2 separate regions of the Homo sapiens genome follow, and region 2 is linked to region 1. A link is a loop called in an ENCODE intact Hi-C map of the cell type or tissue named here. Cell type or tissue: gastrocnemius medialis. All regions are shown on one strand. Each heading gives the region's core, and the rest is flanking DNA. Links, peaks and the distances in the headings are about the cores only. Region 1 has its middle 11 kb from the start of ATOH8. Region 2 holds the start of LOC105374842 (a long non-coding RNA gene).

Region 1 (8,737 bases), core at 372-8,371:
GTCAGGGATTTTTGCCTGCCTTGTTTACTGCTATATCCCAGCCGCTAGAACAATCCCTAGTACACAGTAGACACTCAATAAGTACTTACTGAGTGAATGAAGGTCCACTCCTCTGTTTGGACCAAGACCTGCTCAGCTATTTAGTCAGCTGCTTTGACCAGAAAAAAACAGTGGATCCAGAGACAGAGTTGGTCATGTCAAAGGCACAGCTGCCCTGACTGCCAAGAACTTGTGGTTGTCTTGAATCCACAATCTTTTCTCTGGCATTGGGTTCCCCAACCTGATCAATTGAGTTGGGAGCAATGGATTCAAGTCAACAGTCATTCTTACACTGGACAGAACTCGAGCTGAGCCGGGCACTGTAATGGGGCTGGTTAGAAAGATAAGTTTGGTGACTGGGCACGGTGGCGCACTCCTGTAATCACAGCACTTTGAGAGGCTGAGGCAGGTAGATCCCTTGAGGCCAGGAGTCTGAGACCAGCCTGGCCAACATGGCGAAACCCTGTCTCTACCAAAAATACAAAAAGTTAGCCAGTTGTGGTGGCACACACTTATAATCCCAGCTACTTGGAAGTCTGAGGCAGGAGAATCGCTTGAACCTGGGAGGCGGAGGTTGCAGTGAGCCAAGATCACGTCATTGTCCTCCAGCCTGGGTGACAGAGCGAGACTCCATCTCAAAAAAAAAAAAAAAAAAAAGAAGAAAGATAAGTTTGGTGAGGTTTCTGCCATCAAGAGCTCACGTCCTGCAAAGAGACCATCCTCATCCCTTCCTTTATCCACCATAAGCCTTCGCTACCCTCTGTAGAGCACCTGCTAAGCCTGGGGTTATGCAGCAGTGAATAGAGCAAAACCTCTACCCTGTGGAGCTGACATTCTAGTAAGAGGAGACACAGTGCCCACCTCAAGGAACTCCGAGTCCAGTAGGAAAGATAATGCAAGTCTGAACCAGTACGAAGTGATAGACACTAAGGAAAAAGCTGTAGGAATTCAGAGTGTAGCCAAACAGCTCTGGGGGACTTCCTGGAAGAAGAGGCATTTAAACCAGGCTGGAAAGATGGTGGGATTTGGCCGGGCAGACCACCTCCCTGAGAAATGCCTATGGCTTGCTTCCTCTCCTCCTCCAAACCTTTGCCATTATGTCACTTGGTCACTGAGGCCTCCCCTTACCACCCGTTTCCAGCTGGAGCCACCAGCCATTTCACCTTATGACATGCTCTATGCTTTACTTGTGCAGTGTGCTTGTTCTGTGTCCCCACTTGAAGGAGACAGGAAGTGGCAGGTAGGAGCAGTGCTTGGGTGTGGGCAGAGCCCAGTGAGGTTCCCACTGGCAGGTGACATGACACTGTCCTGACCGTTGAGGGTCTGTTAGGGATGATTTCAGCCTCAAGGAGCCCTGCCTAAGGAAGAAACATGGTCGGCCCCAAGAGGATAAGTGCGCTGCCTTGGAGCAGCCAAGTCTCCAGGCTCTCGGCTTCCTCTGCCTGGCATCTGACTTGTCCCTGCCTTCTCTTGCTCCTCTTCCCTCCCCCTGACATCCTCCTGTCCCCCAGATTCTTCATTCTGAAGGCTCTGATGGATGCAGGAAGAAGGTTAGGGTCCCCTGCTGGTGCTCTGCTCCTCTCCTGTGCCCTGTGAGATTCTGTTTCTGCAAAACAATATTATTCATCATATTAACCTGTTTGTTAAAGTGAATTTTGATCACCTTTGTAGTTTTGCTTGTATTCATTTATTAATTTGTTTTGGGCTTATAGTTATATAAGAATTAAAAACATAAAGTACAAGAGCATAATTCTGATCTTAGGGTTCTGGGACAATGTGTTTCCTTTTGGGACGAGGGCATATGTTACTCAAGTTCAAGAAGCTCTGGGCTGGACACTCTCTGAGTTTTCTGCACCTCTGACTTAGTGGTCTGGAAGTTGAGAGATGCATTCTCTTCCCAGGACCAGCTCGGTACCCTTCGGCATCTGCCTCCCCTGTCCTCTATCTTCCCCCTCCCGCCCCACCGCAAGCCTCAGCCTCTTCATCTGTAAACGGAGAAAAGAGAGGGGGAGCTGGAACCCACAGATCTCAAGCTCTTCCCATCCCTAGTGTCTTAGGATTTGTCTTAAGCCTCTTAAAAACCCCAGAGCACAGCAGTGGGGAAAAGTGAAACATTCACCCGTGAGAAAGTGAGCTCCCCTGCATGCCTAACATCCATCGCAGGCAAGAAAAACTGTCTCCCAGGGCCTCGATGAGCCCAATGAACATCAACGAGGGATGAGCCGGGAGGGCAGACAGTGAGCAAGCTGCTCATTAGGGCTCTGCTCATCAGGACCTAGTTGTCAACAGCCTAACCAGGCTTGGCTTGAGCCAGCGATCTCCTGGGAGCTGTTAGCAATCCCTGCAGATGTGCTTTGCGGCTAGATGTGAAGTTAGAGTGTGCTGACTTCTTCTTCATCTTCTTCTTCTTTAAGGAAAACAACTTTCAGTTCCCCAAGGAGCACATTCCTTCATTGTGAGGTCTTCCCTCCGCATTTCCCCATTCCCTCAGAAAAGAAAGGAAGCAAAAAAGCCTTGGCTGCTGCTTCTGTGTAGGCTCCTCAAACAACAACAACAAAAAACTATTTTTGCAGCTCTCTGAAAAAGTCCCCACTGATGGCAGCAGCCAGAGAACATGAGGGGGCAGAACAGAGCTGACGCAATGCACATTTATTAGCAGTGAGGAAAATTAATAAGGCACCAGCTCGAGGGCAGCCCCACAGACCTGGATGCCCCAGGGACAGCTGTAGACCTGGTGGTCCCCAGGCTGAGTCCTCAAGATGCCTAATCAGTTGCAATTCTAGATCAGCACAGCTGGAGGGAGGCTTGGAGATCATCTAGTCCAGAGGACAAATGCTTTTTATCACGCATGCCAAATCTAATTGATTGGTAGAGGCTGCCTGAAGCTCTGTGTTGAAAAGGATCCTGAGGCTGCATCTGGGTCCCTTTGGGAATGAGTGCTATAATTGATTAGCAATGTCTGCCATGGATGAAAGAAAAGGAGTGGCAGGATTCACACCATGTGTTTGCCACTCCTGGTCTAGTTCGATCCTGCCTTTTTTTTTTTTTTTTTTTTTTTTTGATGAGAGAGACTGAGTCCTGACGCCCGTTGTTGGTAGGGTTTTTCCCAGCCTTCTCAGGAATCTGACTACTGTTGGTCAGTGGCAGGTAGCCTGAATGTCTCTGAGGACTGAAGATGTCAGATCCAAAGACTGTCTCCAAAAAGCCAGAACAACTGCTGATTTTAGTTAATGCTATAAACTGCCTGTTTCCTGGAAATAATCGGTAAAATTAGTTGTCTCGTGGAATCGACTGGTCAGTTCAACCAATGTAGGTGATGTATCAGGCCCAGGTAAGCCCCAAGCCAGTGTCTACCTAACGTTAGTGCTCAGTTTGGCCAAAAAGAGTTCATGGGGGAGGCTAACCAACTATCTGAGCTCAAGACAATAGAACTCCCAAGTGGTCAACAAAGTTGTTCTAATCAGATGGATCACTGGCCGTCTGATTACTACCAGACAAGCTTGAGTCAAGGTGTTCTAGCCACCCTGGCCAGGACTCTACCTCCCTCACCATCATCTCCTCCTGCCCTTCCAGCCTGGCTTCTTTCCTTTCCCCTTTTGAGCCCGTGACAGATCCTGCTTCCTCTGCCAGAGAATCCTTCTGCAGTGGGCTGAACACCTCGAGAAAGTCTTCCTGACTGACCCTTCCAACACCTGCAGATAGTTCCACTGCCTTAGAGCCTCTCCTTCCATCTGTGACAGCTCAAAAACCATTCAGGCCACTCCTCATTTTAAAACTGAGGAAACTGAGGCTCAAGAATGGACATGGCTCACTTGATATCACACAGGAGGTAGACTGTTGACTTTAACCAATTGCCCCCCACTCAGTTGGCTCAGGTCTCCTGATTCCAACTCCAGGGTTGTGGTGGCTGCCTGGGGAAAATCCATTCTGTCTGGTTCACTGAGTTTCGTGCGTGACTCAGAACAACACAGATAACTTCTGAGGACTCCTGGAAGTGGGCGGACCTTCACTTTGGGGTGGCAAAGAACTTGACATGTGATGGGGGTGTGTGGGGGAGTGTGAGGGTGGCGTGGGTCATTGGTAAGGGGGGTAGGCTGCAGGAGAGGGCTGACCTGATATGAACCCTGGGGGGACTGCCAAGGGGCCCAGCCACTACCTCCTGGGAACAAGGAAACAAGGTAGTTTATCTCTCTGGCTTCGGAGCGTTTGTCACACTGCCCCCTGGAAGTCTACCCTGGCATCTTAGGTCCCCAACATTCCCCATCTTGAATTCAACAATCCTCTTTTGAGTGGGGCAGGGAAAACAAGCCCTTCCACAAGGAACTCGGCTAAGTGAAAAGTGGCCCTCAGCGGTGGTGGACAGAGCCCAGGCTTTGGACAAGGATGGTCCCGAATTGACCCTTGGCTCACCACCTACAAGCTGGGAGTTTGGCTGAGTTCCTTGATCTCACCGGGCCTCAGTTTCCTTGTTTGCAAAGCTAGGATAGAAAGATTACTGGCCCTCATAGGGTTGTTGTGAGGATTAAAGGGAGATTATCAATGTAAAGGGCTGAGCACAGGGCTTGGCAGATGGCAGCTAATAACTGCACCTTGAACGTCTCTCCTCTCCTCTCAGTGCAGTACCATACATGCTTCAGGGCTCTGATCCTACCACACCTCCTTCAGGAAGCCTTCCCTGGACACACTCAGCCCAGAGGAACACACTCCGCTCTTGGGAACTTCCAGGCTCACCTGCCAGTGTTCTATACTGAAAGCCTTGTTTCTCCAAAGAACCCACAGATCACTGGGGGCTGATGTGGTTTGCAGCCCTCCTTGCTCCTGCAGGCTCCCAGCTCAGAGCTGAACACACAGCACATGCTGAATAACATGGCTGCTCAAGCTCCTGGCACCCTCTCCCCGCCCCAGCCCACCTTATTCCCCCAGATCCCCTGATTTTCCAACCCCCTGTCTCATTTGTTCCTAATGCTTCTGTCTCCATGTCTCCAGAGCTCTGTTTGCATGAGGGAAAAAACTCTACATACACACACACACACACACACACACACACACACACACACACACACAGCCCAGAAAGCATCCAGTTGCTCCCGGGCTGGCTGCCAGCGATTGAGTGACCTGCAGCTTCCTCCCCAAATCACATTCCACTGGCACGGATCTTGCCCCGCCTGACGCCAGCCTCCGAACTCGCCCCCAGAGCAAACATTTCCAGTTGGCAGCTCGGCCTTGTTTTTCTGAGGCCCTGATTCGGGCTCCCTTGTAGAAAACAGAAAACAAAATGCATTGGACCAAAAATGAAATGAAATAAATTTTAAAAGGATGGAGGGCTGGGGGAAGGCATTTGCTCCAAGTCACATGGAAAAATAGAAGCTTCAGGGTGTACAAATAGCGTTTAAGAAGCAAACACACATGCTCACCATCCCCCCATCCTGCTGGCTTTGAGGCTGTGATCAATTCATTCAGGCTGCTGCCTCCCGCTAAAAGACTTACTCTGTTCTCATTCACAGCTGCGAGGGGAGGACCCGGGAGAAGGGTGGTGGGAGACCACAGATCTGAAAGGGGAGGGTGATCGGGGTTACAGGACTGTTGTTTGTTCCAAAGGGGAAATTAGAGGAAGAAAAATAAACATGGCCAGCCACATTTTAACCCCAGTGCGCGAGGAGTCCGGGGATGGACAGGGTATGTGTGTGCGTGTGCTGGCGTGTGCACATGCCTGTGGGCGCCGCCGTGTTTGCCTTCTCAAAATAAGAGCTGCTCAGTGGAAAGATGTCATAACCCAGGCTCAGGCGGCAGGGGGACGGGCCAGCCAGGGGGGGCAAGGCTGGCGCCCAGGCCTGCCCATGGGGTCAGGCAAAGGCCGGGTGTCAGAACAGGGGAGCTGTGAGTCAAGGGCCAGGCGTTTGATGCCGAAGGTCAGCCCCCAGCTGGGGCTCAGTCCATGGGGAAGAGGTGGTCCGAGGAGCATTGCTAAGAAAGGATGAGCTCATGGGATGTGGGGCTCATCTCAGCAAAGGAGGGTTGTGATGTGGGGAGGGAGGCCCCAGGGGAAGTCCATGGAGGTGGAAGGGACTAGGTGAGGTGGCAGGGTGAGGAGGAGGACAGAGAGGTGGTTAGCTGACCCCAGAGTGAGGGCAGTTGGCCACCAATCTGGCTGGGTCACAGAGCTGAGGAGCAGGGCTGCAAAGCACCTCCTGCCCAGGAACAAGGATGCTGGGAGGTGGCATGGGAAAGGAGACAGGGATCCCAGGACTGAGAGAGCATGCGGGACCTGGGCTGAGATGTAGGGTCCTTGGCCCAGGAGAGTCCCAGACGTGTTGTCAAGCATCAGGCCAGGAGTGAGTGGGCAGTCACATGAGAAGCCAGGCAGGTCCGTCAGCTTGGGAAGCCGTGAGACAGGACGAGAGCAGGCAGCTCAGAGCTGGCACCAGGACCTGTGTGGCTGGGTCGCTTCTCTATGGTGCCAGCTTCTCCATACAGGGAAGAGCCTGGCACCTTTAAGGGAGCTGGCAGTACCGAAGAGATCCCAGAGAGAGGGCCTGATGGAGTCTGCAGTGGCTGTCGGTGCTCAGCTTGATGGTCAGGGGCTCTGGAGCAGGAAGGTACACAGTCCAAGAAGGAAGATCCAGTGTCCCCCAGAGGGCGATGGCAGGACCGCCTGTGTCCTAATCACCTGGAGTATGTAATAAAATGTACCTTTCTTCCATTCTTTCTACCTGCTGGATCAGAACCCATGTGATTGGGCCACTGAGGAGCTGAACTTTAGATGGCCAGCCATGGGATTCTCCTGCACATTCAGGTTGAAGAATCCCTGCCCGAGCTGATGTTGCCAAATCCTTTGACCTTCCTGGCTCCTCTTCTCTGGCTGTAGCACTATCTATCCAGACCCTAGGAACCACAGGACTTTCCACTTTCCCTTTACCACGATCTTCAAGGACAGTAGTCAACAAACCTTTCCCAAGGGTATTTTGACTTTGATTCCGAAACTTTGTAAACCCAAAGAAATGAGTCTCTAATGGTGGAAATTCAGGCCTGGAGAAAGCCAGTAAAAGAATCTTGGAGAGAACATGGGGTGCCTTCCAACTAACCCTCAAATTCGCTGTGTATCTGGGAGGCCCCAAAGACAGTTTTTAAAAAAACGTGTTTCCTTAATTGATCAGTTCTCAGAATAGTGACTTGGTTCTTTTTTGTTGTCATTTTGAATTCTTGGATTTTACAATATTTGATGTGTTTCAGCTCATTGCAGGATTTTTGTATGTTTGTTTTGGTTTGTTTTGGGATGCACAAATAATCCCATTTTATCCAGTGGGAGCTCCTTCAAGTTGGCACCTGAGTCCTTTTGACATGCCCCTCGTGGTGTTTGGTCACTTTCTCGCTTTCTGGTTCAGGATGTTCTGGGCTCATCTTGTGTATTTGTTGCCCCAGACCTGGAAACAGGCAATTCTCCAAGAAGCCTTGGTTCCCTTCAGTGAGAAAAGATACTTAGAGACCACAGTTTGGGCACTATACGTGCTCAACCAGAGACAGCTTCTTTTCTTTTTGTTTCTCAATCTTCTCGAATAACTTGAGTCTGGGCCAAGTGCATCTGAAGGACACCACACTCTGCCCCATTAAGTGTGTTTCTCCTGGATCCCAGGTTGTCTCTTCCTTGGAGGTAAGCTCTGCCCACCTGAAGCGGCCTCCTTCCTTTTACTTCCCTCCCCAGAGATTAACCTCAGTCTCCAGGGCTGGTCCATCAGCCCCAAAAGCCCACCATCTCTCTTGGGTGTGTACTGGAATATGAGGTGCACCGAGAGAGTTGCTTACCTCTCTATGCCGTAGCTTCTTCATCTGCAAAGTGAGGTTTTAAGGATTTTATTTTATTTTTCTTCTTTTAGAGTTAGGGTATCATTCTGTCACCCAGGCTCTAGTACAGTGCCACAATCACAGCTCACTGCAACCTCCAACTAGTGAGCTCAAGTGGTCCTCCCACTGCAGCCTCCCAAGTAGCTGGGACTACAGGTGCACACCACCACGCCTGGCTAATATTTTAATTTTTTTTAGAGATGGGGGTCTTGCTATATTGCCCAGGCTGGTCTCAAACTCCTGGTCTCAAGCGATCCTCCTACCTCTGCATTCCAAAGTGCTGGGATTACAAGCATGAGCCACTGCACCCAGCCAAAAGTATTTTAAATGAGATAATTCAAAGTTCTTAGCACAGTGCTTAGCAAATAGTGAGCACTAGAATACCATATAGATTTGTATTATTAACAGTGTCTGCCAGGGGAACCTACAAGGTCTTTATGTGTACAAGTAGAATTTCTGGCAGTCTTCTCTGATATTCCCCAGTAAAAGGGTTTGTAGATCCTCCCACCTTGCTGCAAAACAAAGACACAAAGGAATTTGTGCCGCATTAGACCGTTTGAAGGAGGGAGCCCCCAGTTGGGAAAGGAGCATTCAAAAGAAGGAAGAAGTCTAGGGAGGGATGTCTTAAGCTGCAAGAAATACACAAATGTACGTGGAGGATGGTGGGCACTGTGAAGCATGTGTGGGGTAAGAGGAACATTGTGTAAGTATAAACCAGGATCACAGGATGGCAGGGCCACATGAAATTTTAGCCTGTGGGATCTGAGGCAGCTCTAGGGACCAGCTCCCTACTCTGTGGCAGTCAATAAAGCTGGTCACAGATATTCCTGTTTCTCCTCTTTCCACACAGACAGTAGCA
Region 2 (8,385 bases), core at 1-8,000, 61 kb after region 1:
TCCACATACAATTTATAATCTTGAAAATTTGCTCAATAGGAATCTGTTAATATGTTGCCATTAAAAGTGAATTAAAATTTACAACTACAATAAGAATCATAATTTTATGATTGGAAAAGAATGATGAGTCGGGATATATAAAAAACAAGCTGAAGCCTGAGGCAGTGGCCCGCACCTGTAGTCCCAGCTTCTCAGGAAGCCCCGGAGTTTAAGAGCAGCCTGGGCAACATACGGAGACCCAGTCTCAAAAAAAAAAAAAAAAAAAGGATGAAAGCCTTTCCCCTCTAACTTTCACACCTCTTCAGAATGTATCTTTTGGGGATATGGATTATTTATTAAATGTATCTTATTTTAAAAACAAAATAATTCCAGCCAGTCATGGTAACTCATGCCTGTAATCCCAGCACTTTGGGAGGCTGAAGTGGGACGATCACTCAAACCCTGGAGTTTGAGATCAGCCTGAACAACATAGTGAGACCCCATCTCAAAAAAAGTTTTTAAATTTAAAAAACAACTCCAAGAACATTTGTTATGCCTGTTCAGGGACATTGTATATTATAAATATTAATTTGCTATGTAAATATAAAATTTACTACCAACTTTATGATATAAACAAATGAACATTTTAATCAAATTGAAAAACAAAAACAACTCCTCGGAAGCAGCTTGCCACCCAAAATATAAACATCAGTGAGAAAAGCAACACAAAGAAAAAGGCCTCGGGCAACTCTCTCACCCTCCATTTTACCTTCCTTCCAGCTGGACTCCCTTAGGCTGAGAAATCACTTCCACTGCCCTTGACTGTATTAATTTTCTATTATTGTCACAGCAATTACCACAAACTTAATGGGCTAAAATAACACCTGTGTATTATCTGACAGTTCTGGCGGTCAGAAGACTGGGTGTGCTCAACTGGTTCTCACAAGGCCAAAGTCAGGATGTGGGCTGGCAGGGCTCTAACCTGGAGGATCTGAGAATAATCTGTTTCTAGGTTCATGCCACATTGTTGGCAGAGCTCAGTGCCGTGTGGTTGCAGGACTGAGATCCCCCTTTCCGTGCTGGCTGTTATCAGAGGGTCATTCTCAGCTCTAAAGGCTGCTGGTATCTCCAGGCTCATGGCCCTGTCCATCCCTTCAAAGCCAGCGATGGTGGGGTAAATCTTTCTCAGGCTTCCAGCCTCTCTGAAGCCCTCTCTGCCTCATCTTCCTGTCCCCCATTCCACTACACACACACACACACCCACTCACACAAACTCTTATACATACACACAGAGTTCAAACACACACACTCACATAGACACACTCATATAGACACACATAGGCACACACACATATGCATGCACTCAAACACACTCTCACATACACACACTCACATAGACACTCTCACATACACTCTCGCATAGACACATACACTCATATAGATACACTCGCATAAACACACACATAGACACACACACTCTCGCATAGACACACTCTCACTCACATAGAGACACACTCTCACAGACACATACACTCACATAGACATACATACACACTCTCACACAGACACACACACACTCTCTCTCTCACGTAGACACACAAGCCATTGCCTCTTCTGTCTTCTGCTTAGATCCCTAGTCCTTGCTTCAGTACCTGCAGCTGGAGAACCCCTTCTTTGCTTTCTCATCCATGCATTTATGATGAAAATTTGTGGATTTTCCTTACGAACAGTGCGAGGAAATATTTTATGTATTTTTGACATTTTAATGTACTTACGAAAAGCATAAGGAAAAAGAATATAAGCCCCCACTAGTTCATAGCCTCTCTCCTCAGAGGAAAGAAAAACTGTTAAAATTTTCCTTTTTTGTACCTTTCCATACAAGCATGTATATATATGTTGCTCCATTTTAAATTACACAATGTAAAATATATTCAGAAATGCACACAAAACAAAACGTACAGCTCAATGGTTTATTATCAAGCACACATCCACGTAACCACCCAGGTCAAGAAATCTGCCAGCTCCCCAGAAGCCCCATCATCTTCCCTCCCAGAGACCACCCCTTCCTCCTTCCCTAGGGAGGACTTAATGATCATTGTGTTCTTGTTTTTCTTTATAGTTTTACCACCTGAGCACATACTCATAAACACCATAGCTCTGTTTTCTCTGGTTTGTTTGTTTGTTTTGAGCTGGAGTTTTGCTCTTGTTGCCCAGACTGGAGTGCAATGGCGTGATCTCGGCTCACTGCAACCTCTGCCTCCCAGGTTCAAGCAATTCTCTTGCCTCAGCCTCCTGAGTAGCTGGGATTACAGGCGTGCGCCACCACACCCAGCTAATTTTTGTATTTTTAGTAGAGACAGAGTTTCACCATGTTGGTCAGGCTGGCCTTGAACTCCTGACCTCGGGTGATCCACCTGCCTTGGCCTCCCAAAGTGCTAGAATTATAGGCATAAGCCACCATGCCAGGCCTGTTTTCTCTGTTTTTGAAGTGTATATAAATGGAACTGTACAGAATGATTGTCGCATCTGACGTCTTTTGATCAGCATTCATGTGTGAGATGGTCCATGTTGTCGTATATTTGAGCAATTTGTTCCTTTCTACTGCTGAGCAGTATTCCATTGTATGGATATTCCACAGCTTATCCATTGTCTTGTCCATGGATAATGTGGGGTGTTATCAGTTTTGACCTACTGTTATTTACCTTCCTTTTTTCCAACTTTATTGAAATATAATTAAGGTACACTCACATGCACACATTTAAAGTATACCACTTTACCAGTTCTAACACATGTACACACCCATAAAACCATCATAGCAGTCAAGACAGTGAACACATCCATCAGCCCTAAAAGTGTCCTTGTGCCCCTTTGGATAGATGGATGGGTAAGTGGATGGATGGATGATTGAATGGACAGAAGGATGAAGTCAGTCTGCAAGGAAGAAACAAGAAAGAAAATCTAGATCATGGGTGAATGGATGGATGATTGGAAACAGCCCCCACATGCCATAGTTTTTGCTCATCATTTTGGATACACCCCCCCAGATGCCCTTTATTTTATTTTATTTTTTTATTTAATTAATTAATTAATTAATTAATTATTGAGACTGATTCTCGCTCTGTCGCCCAGGCTGCAGGGCAGTGGCATGATTTCAGCTCACTGCAACCTCCGCCTCCCAAGTTCAAGCGATTCTCCTGCCTCAGCCTCCTGAGGAACTGGGATTACAGGCATGTGCCAGCACTCCCAGCTAATTTTTGTATTTTTAGTACAGACAGGGTTTCACCATATTGGCCAGGCTGGTCTCAAACTCCTGACCACCCGCCTCCGCCTCCCAGGGTGCTGGGATAACAGGCGTGAGCCACCGCGCCCTGCCTGGATGCCCCTTAAAATAGATGTTACAGAGACAGTTATGCATCAGCTGACTCTAAGGACCCATTCTGGGCCCAGGCAGCCTACTCACCCTGGAAGCTTGCTGGATTATTAAGAAATGACAGGCCAGCCAGGCTTTGTGTCTTGGACAGAAGCTCCTGAATGCAGCACTATGGCAAACTAAAAATAGATAAAAGTCTGAGGGCTGACTTGTTAAAGTAAAAATTGCATATATTTAAGGCATACAACGTGATATTTTGGCAAACATATACATAGTGAAGTATTAGTGGAAATGTAAATTAGTATAGCCATTATGGACAACAGTATAAAGGTTCCTTGAAAATTTAAAAATAGAATTACCATATGATTTAGCAATCCCTCTTCTGAGTATGCACCCAAAAGAAATGAGGCTGGGCACGACAGTTTACATCTGTATTCCCAGCACTTTGGGAGGCCAAGGCAGGAGGATCACTTGAGGCCAGGAGTTCAAGGCCAGCCTGGGCAATATAGCGAGACCCCCATCTCTACCAAAAAAAAAAAAAACACTCCTGACCACATGGCCACCACCATTTGTATCAGGCTTTGGAGTATGACACAAAGGAAATGTCAGTAGTTTCCCAGGGAGTCAGCAGACCTCACCTGAACTGTCCATAACTCATTTCTCAAGTTCCTAGGCTGCAAGAGAGGCTCAGCCTTCATCCATGCCTCTGGTTTCAGAGGTTAACCCTTTACATCACCCTTTCTCCCTCATGCACAGGCTCTCTGCCACATAACTTCTCAAAACTCTGCCACCCCAGGACCTCCCCTACTTGGGTCCCTTCCTTTGGGAGGCTCCAAAGTCACTGGCAACTTCTATGTCTGACTTTCACGGTTGATGACAGCTTGGATCCAGAGGTCTTAGAACTGAGGCTCATATACGCCCACTCTGAACCCTCACCTGGCTGCGAGCCCTACCTGCCTGCTTTCTCCACTCTCCCACCTATCAGCTTCCATCCCAGAATGACCCACATGACCCTGGCCTCCCCTGCAGCCTCACTTGTCTGCTGGCTTCTGTCCCTGGATGTCCTGGTGCCTGACCTTTACCACACCCCTGTCCTGGCGTTTGACTCATACCTGATGTGAAAGGACTGGGCACTCTGCTCTCAGCTTCCAGAACTGCATTCCCCAGCCTGACCCTCCGTCTTCTGGGATTCCTGCTTCCCCCTCAGGACTGTTGATCCACACCAGCCCCTCATCCTCACAACCAAAACAGGACAAAATCTACACCAGCGAGAATTGTTTTCTAACAGCTTCTTGTTTGCTAGTATATTTGACTGGGAAAGGAAGGTTTTTTTTTTTCCTTTGGCTTAATTTTTTTTTCAAAGTACAAAGACAATGAGTAATGACCACATGTAATTATACCAAGAAATACCATTATCAACAAGGTGATACACATCCTGCCAGTATTTCTCCAGTGTTTCGTATTGTTGTGTTTTTTTCTTTTTCATTATTAACCTAAGTTTCCTGAGGCATACCAACCTGTGTGTAAATTCTGAGTGGTGACATTTACCCTTATTTTACTGTCTCTTACCCTGTGGGCCATTGCAGTACTTTACATCCCCAACAAATTGCCCTTCAATTATGTCTGCAACTTATTCACCAAATCAGCCAGTTGTACAGTGGCAGTGCCTGGCACCACCATCTGGATAGGCACCAGCCTGTTTCCCAGGATAATTGGTCCCCAGGGTGCTGTTCTCTCTGCAGTGCCACCAGGGCCTGCTGGATGTGGCCATCTCTGCCAGGGATGCAGAGCTGGGCTGTGTCCCCTAGCACCCTGGAGGCCCCAAGGCAGCCAGGGTCTATCCTGAAATGAGAATGTCTCCCCTCCACTCTGGTTTCCCAGTTTGTTAGGCCATTTGAACCTACATGTCCTGGAGCTTTTAGCTGAAGCATCTCCTTCAGCATTTACTTGCAGACATCCTGTCACTGGGACTTGGACAAGAGCCCCTGGGGGCTGGGCTGGGGCAGACCTCCCTGTCAATTTTCAGAACTGCCCTACTCCCTGCCCAGCCAGAACACTGGGACTCTGCTACAAGTGGAGCTCCAGCCTGGTTGGAGTCTCTCTCAGCAGTTGCTCTGATAGCCTTTAGGATGGTGCCCCCAACCAGTCTGCAAAGCCTCCAGACCTCAGACTGCAGCCCTCGGTCATGTTCATTGATTCAGCAAACACCAAGTGAATGCTACTCTGTGCCAGGTACTCCGCCAGGCACTGAGAACAGGAAGATGAGTAAACATGAACATGGGGCCTGCCCTCATGGAACTTACTTTCTAGTGGGAGAGAAGACAATGATCAAATTACAAATAAGTGGACCCAGCGTGGTGAGTTACACCTGTAATCCCAGCACTTTGGGAAGCCGAGGCCAGATGATCACTTGAGGTCAAGAGTTCGAGACCAGCCTGGCCAACATGGTGAAACCCCACTTCTACTAAAAATGCAAAAATTAGTCAGGTGTGGTGGTGGGCACCTATAATCCCAGCTACCTGGGAGGCTGAGGCAGGAGAATCGCTTGAACTTGGGAGGCAGAGGTTGCAGTGAGCTGAGATTGTGCTACTGTACTCCAGCCTGGGTGACAAAGCGAGACTCCATCTCAAAAATATATATATATACACAAATAAGTGTAAACAGTAAGAAAGAACAGCTTGTCCGTGCATGGTGGCTCACGCCTGTAATCCTAGCACTTTGGGAGGCCGAGGCAGGCGGATCACCTGAGGTCAGGAGTTCGAGACCAGCCTGGCCAACATGGTGAAACCCTGTCTCTACTAAAAATACAAAACTTAGCCGGGTGTGGTGGCACATGCCTGTAATCCCAGCTACTCGGGAGGCTGAGGCAGGAGAATCGCTTGAACCCAGGAGGCAGAGGTTGCAGTGAGCCGAGATCGTGCCATTGCACTCCAGCCTGGCCTATAGAGCGAGATTCCGTCAAAAAAAAAAAAAAGAAAAGAAAAGAAAAATGAGGGAAGGGGAGGGGAGGGGAGGTTAAAATGTTGTAAAGCCCAGGTACTCGGTGCTGCCGCCTGTAATGAAGGAGCGCCTTCCTCAGCAGGTGCGTGGGCCCTGGGGTGTCGAGAGACTGGACCCCCTGGTGTTCCTTTAGTTCAGCAGAAACAGCTGCCCCAAGAAAGTTGGGCTGCAGCGAAGTCCGCGAAGGGCAAGGTGTGGGGATCGCGCTGCCCAGGGCGGTGCATCTCCACCTGGCTCCCGGGCGCCACCTTCCGGTCCTGCTTTGGAATTGCACTCCCTGGCCGCCCTGTGTTTGCGAGTGAGGGTTGGGAAGGCTGGGTGGCGTCCTGCCAGGTTGCTTCCTGAGCAGAAGTTAAGCCTGTTCCTTCCCAACTGGAACATTTAACAGCCAGGGAGAGACCCCAGAATTCTCTTTTCTCCTGGCATGATGATGGGCAGTGTTCAAGACGACCACTGCAAGTCAGCCTGTGCCCCGGGGTGACTGTGATGAGCAGAGTCCCTGGCCACACATAATGGGCCTGAGCCTGGGCATGGGACGTAGCTTTGTGGCCCTGAGCCACTACACTTAGGGGTTTCATGGTAATTTCCTGGAGACAGAGGCTCCTAGTGGCTGAAGGAATGTCTTTGTTGTGTTTTCTCATACAGGTGGCTTGGTGAGAGCAGGGCTGCGCTGCCCCTTCTGTCACCCCCACCCTGTGCCTGGAACAGCACTTGGGCACAGAGCCAGGACCCATCAGATTCAGCGACCTGACCCCATCTTCCTGGGAAAACACTTGTTCGTTCCTGCAGGAATGGCAGCTGGTGCCCTTCCAGTCAGAATCAGCTTCTCTTTTCCTGTTGAAGCCACCATCACTGCTCCCTTGTCCTAAGGCAGCTCAACTAAGGAGGTGCCCACTCGGCCTTCCCTGCTCCAGCCTCAAGATGCCTTCCTCAGGCTCCACATTTTCCCTCCATACTTTGCACCTGTTCAGGGCACAGCCCTCATCATGCCCCTCAGGACTCCACTTGAGGCCTCTTACTTCAGGGAGAGACCAAGAAGAGGGGCCTGAAGCACTTCCTGCAGAAAGGAGACCCAGCCCCTGCCAGAGGCCTGTGTGGCTTCTTATCTCCTTAGACCGGAGCAGTTGGAGGCTGGGTCAGAAAGGCAGAAAGGAACAGAAACCAACAATGGGCAGGAATGTCCTCCAGCTACAACCTATAGGCGCAGCTACAGCCAACAGGTGCAATTTTAGGGACATTTAAAAGGGTCATAATTCCATAAACAAAATGCGGTGTATGCACACAGCCTTTAAAAGGAAGGAAATTATAAGAGATGCATGATAACATGGATGAACCCAAAAGACACTCTGCTAAGTGAAATAAACCAGTCACCAAAGACAAATACTATATGAGTCCACTTCTAGGAGGGACACAGAACAGTGAAAATCATAGAGACAGGAAGTAGAATGATTATCAGGGGATGGGGGAAAGGAGAGTTAGAGAGGAGAAGTAGAATGATTGTCAGGGGATGGGGGAAAAGAGAGTTAGAGATGGGAAGTAGAATGATTGTCAGGGGATGGGAGGAAAGGAGAGTTAGTGTTTCATGGGCACAGAGTTTCTGCTTGGGAAGGTGAAAAGCATTCTGGAGATGGATGGTGGTGATGGTTGCGCATCAATGTGAATGTACATAAAGCCACTGAATGTACACTTGGAAACGGTTAGAATGTAAATTTTTTTTTTTTTTTTTTTTTTTAGATGGAGTTTCACTGTCTGTCGGCCAGGCTGGAGTGCAGTGGCGCAATCTCGGCTCACCACAACCTCCACCTCCCAGGTTCAAGCAATTCTCATGCCTCAGCCTCCCAAGTAGTTGGGATTACAGGCACCCGCTAGCATGCCCAGCTAATTTTGGTATTTTTAGTAGAGACGGGGTTTCACCATGTTGGCCAGGCTGGTCTAGAACTCCTGACCTCAGGTGATCCACCCGTCTCGGCCTCCCAAAGTGCTGGGATTACAGGCGTGAGCCACCACTCCTGGCCTAGGATGCAAATTTTAGGTTA

The links. Peaks named below come from ENCODE experiments on the same cell type or tissue, not always from the same donor. Only the 100,000 strongest peaks of a DNase experiment are listed, where the experiment ranks them.
Region 2: it touches region 1 in a loop (6-fold over the local background); 3 of 110 quality-filtered maps call a loop at or near these places.

The regions. Positions count from the first base shown.
Region 1 is chr2:85,739,087-85,747,823 of GRCh38, reverse strand. No RefSeq gene overlaps it. Among named protein-coding and RNA genes, the nearest start is that of ATOH8, 11 kb to the left of the region's middle. In gastrocnemius medialis, for the core only: no CTCF peak of the experiment used is centred there; DNase peaks (open chromatin) are centred at 5,163, 5,813, 6,393, 7,433 and 3 weaker places; H3K4me3 peaks cover 683 bases; H3K27ac peaks cover 7,208 bases.
Region 2 is chr2:85,677,585-85,685,969 of GRCh38, reverse strand. LOC105374842 (a long non-coding RNA gene) reads right to left here and starts at 4,622. Exons shown (of 3, transcript XR_940317.3): 1 at 4,462-4,622; 2 at 3,440-3,528; 3 at 2,683-2,910. In gastrocnemius medialis, for the core only: a CTCF peak has its summit at 6,604 (motif pointing left); DNase peaks (open chromatin) are centred at 3,409, 3,979, 4,429, 6,639 and 1 weaker place; H3K27ac peaks cover 7,611 bases.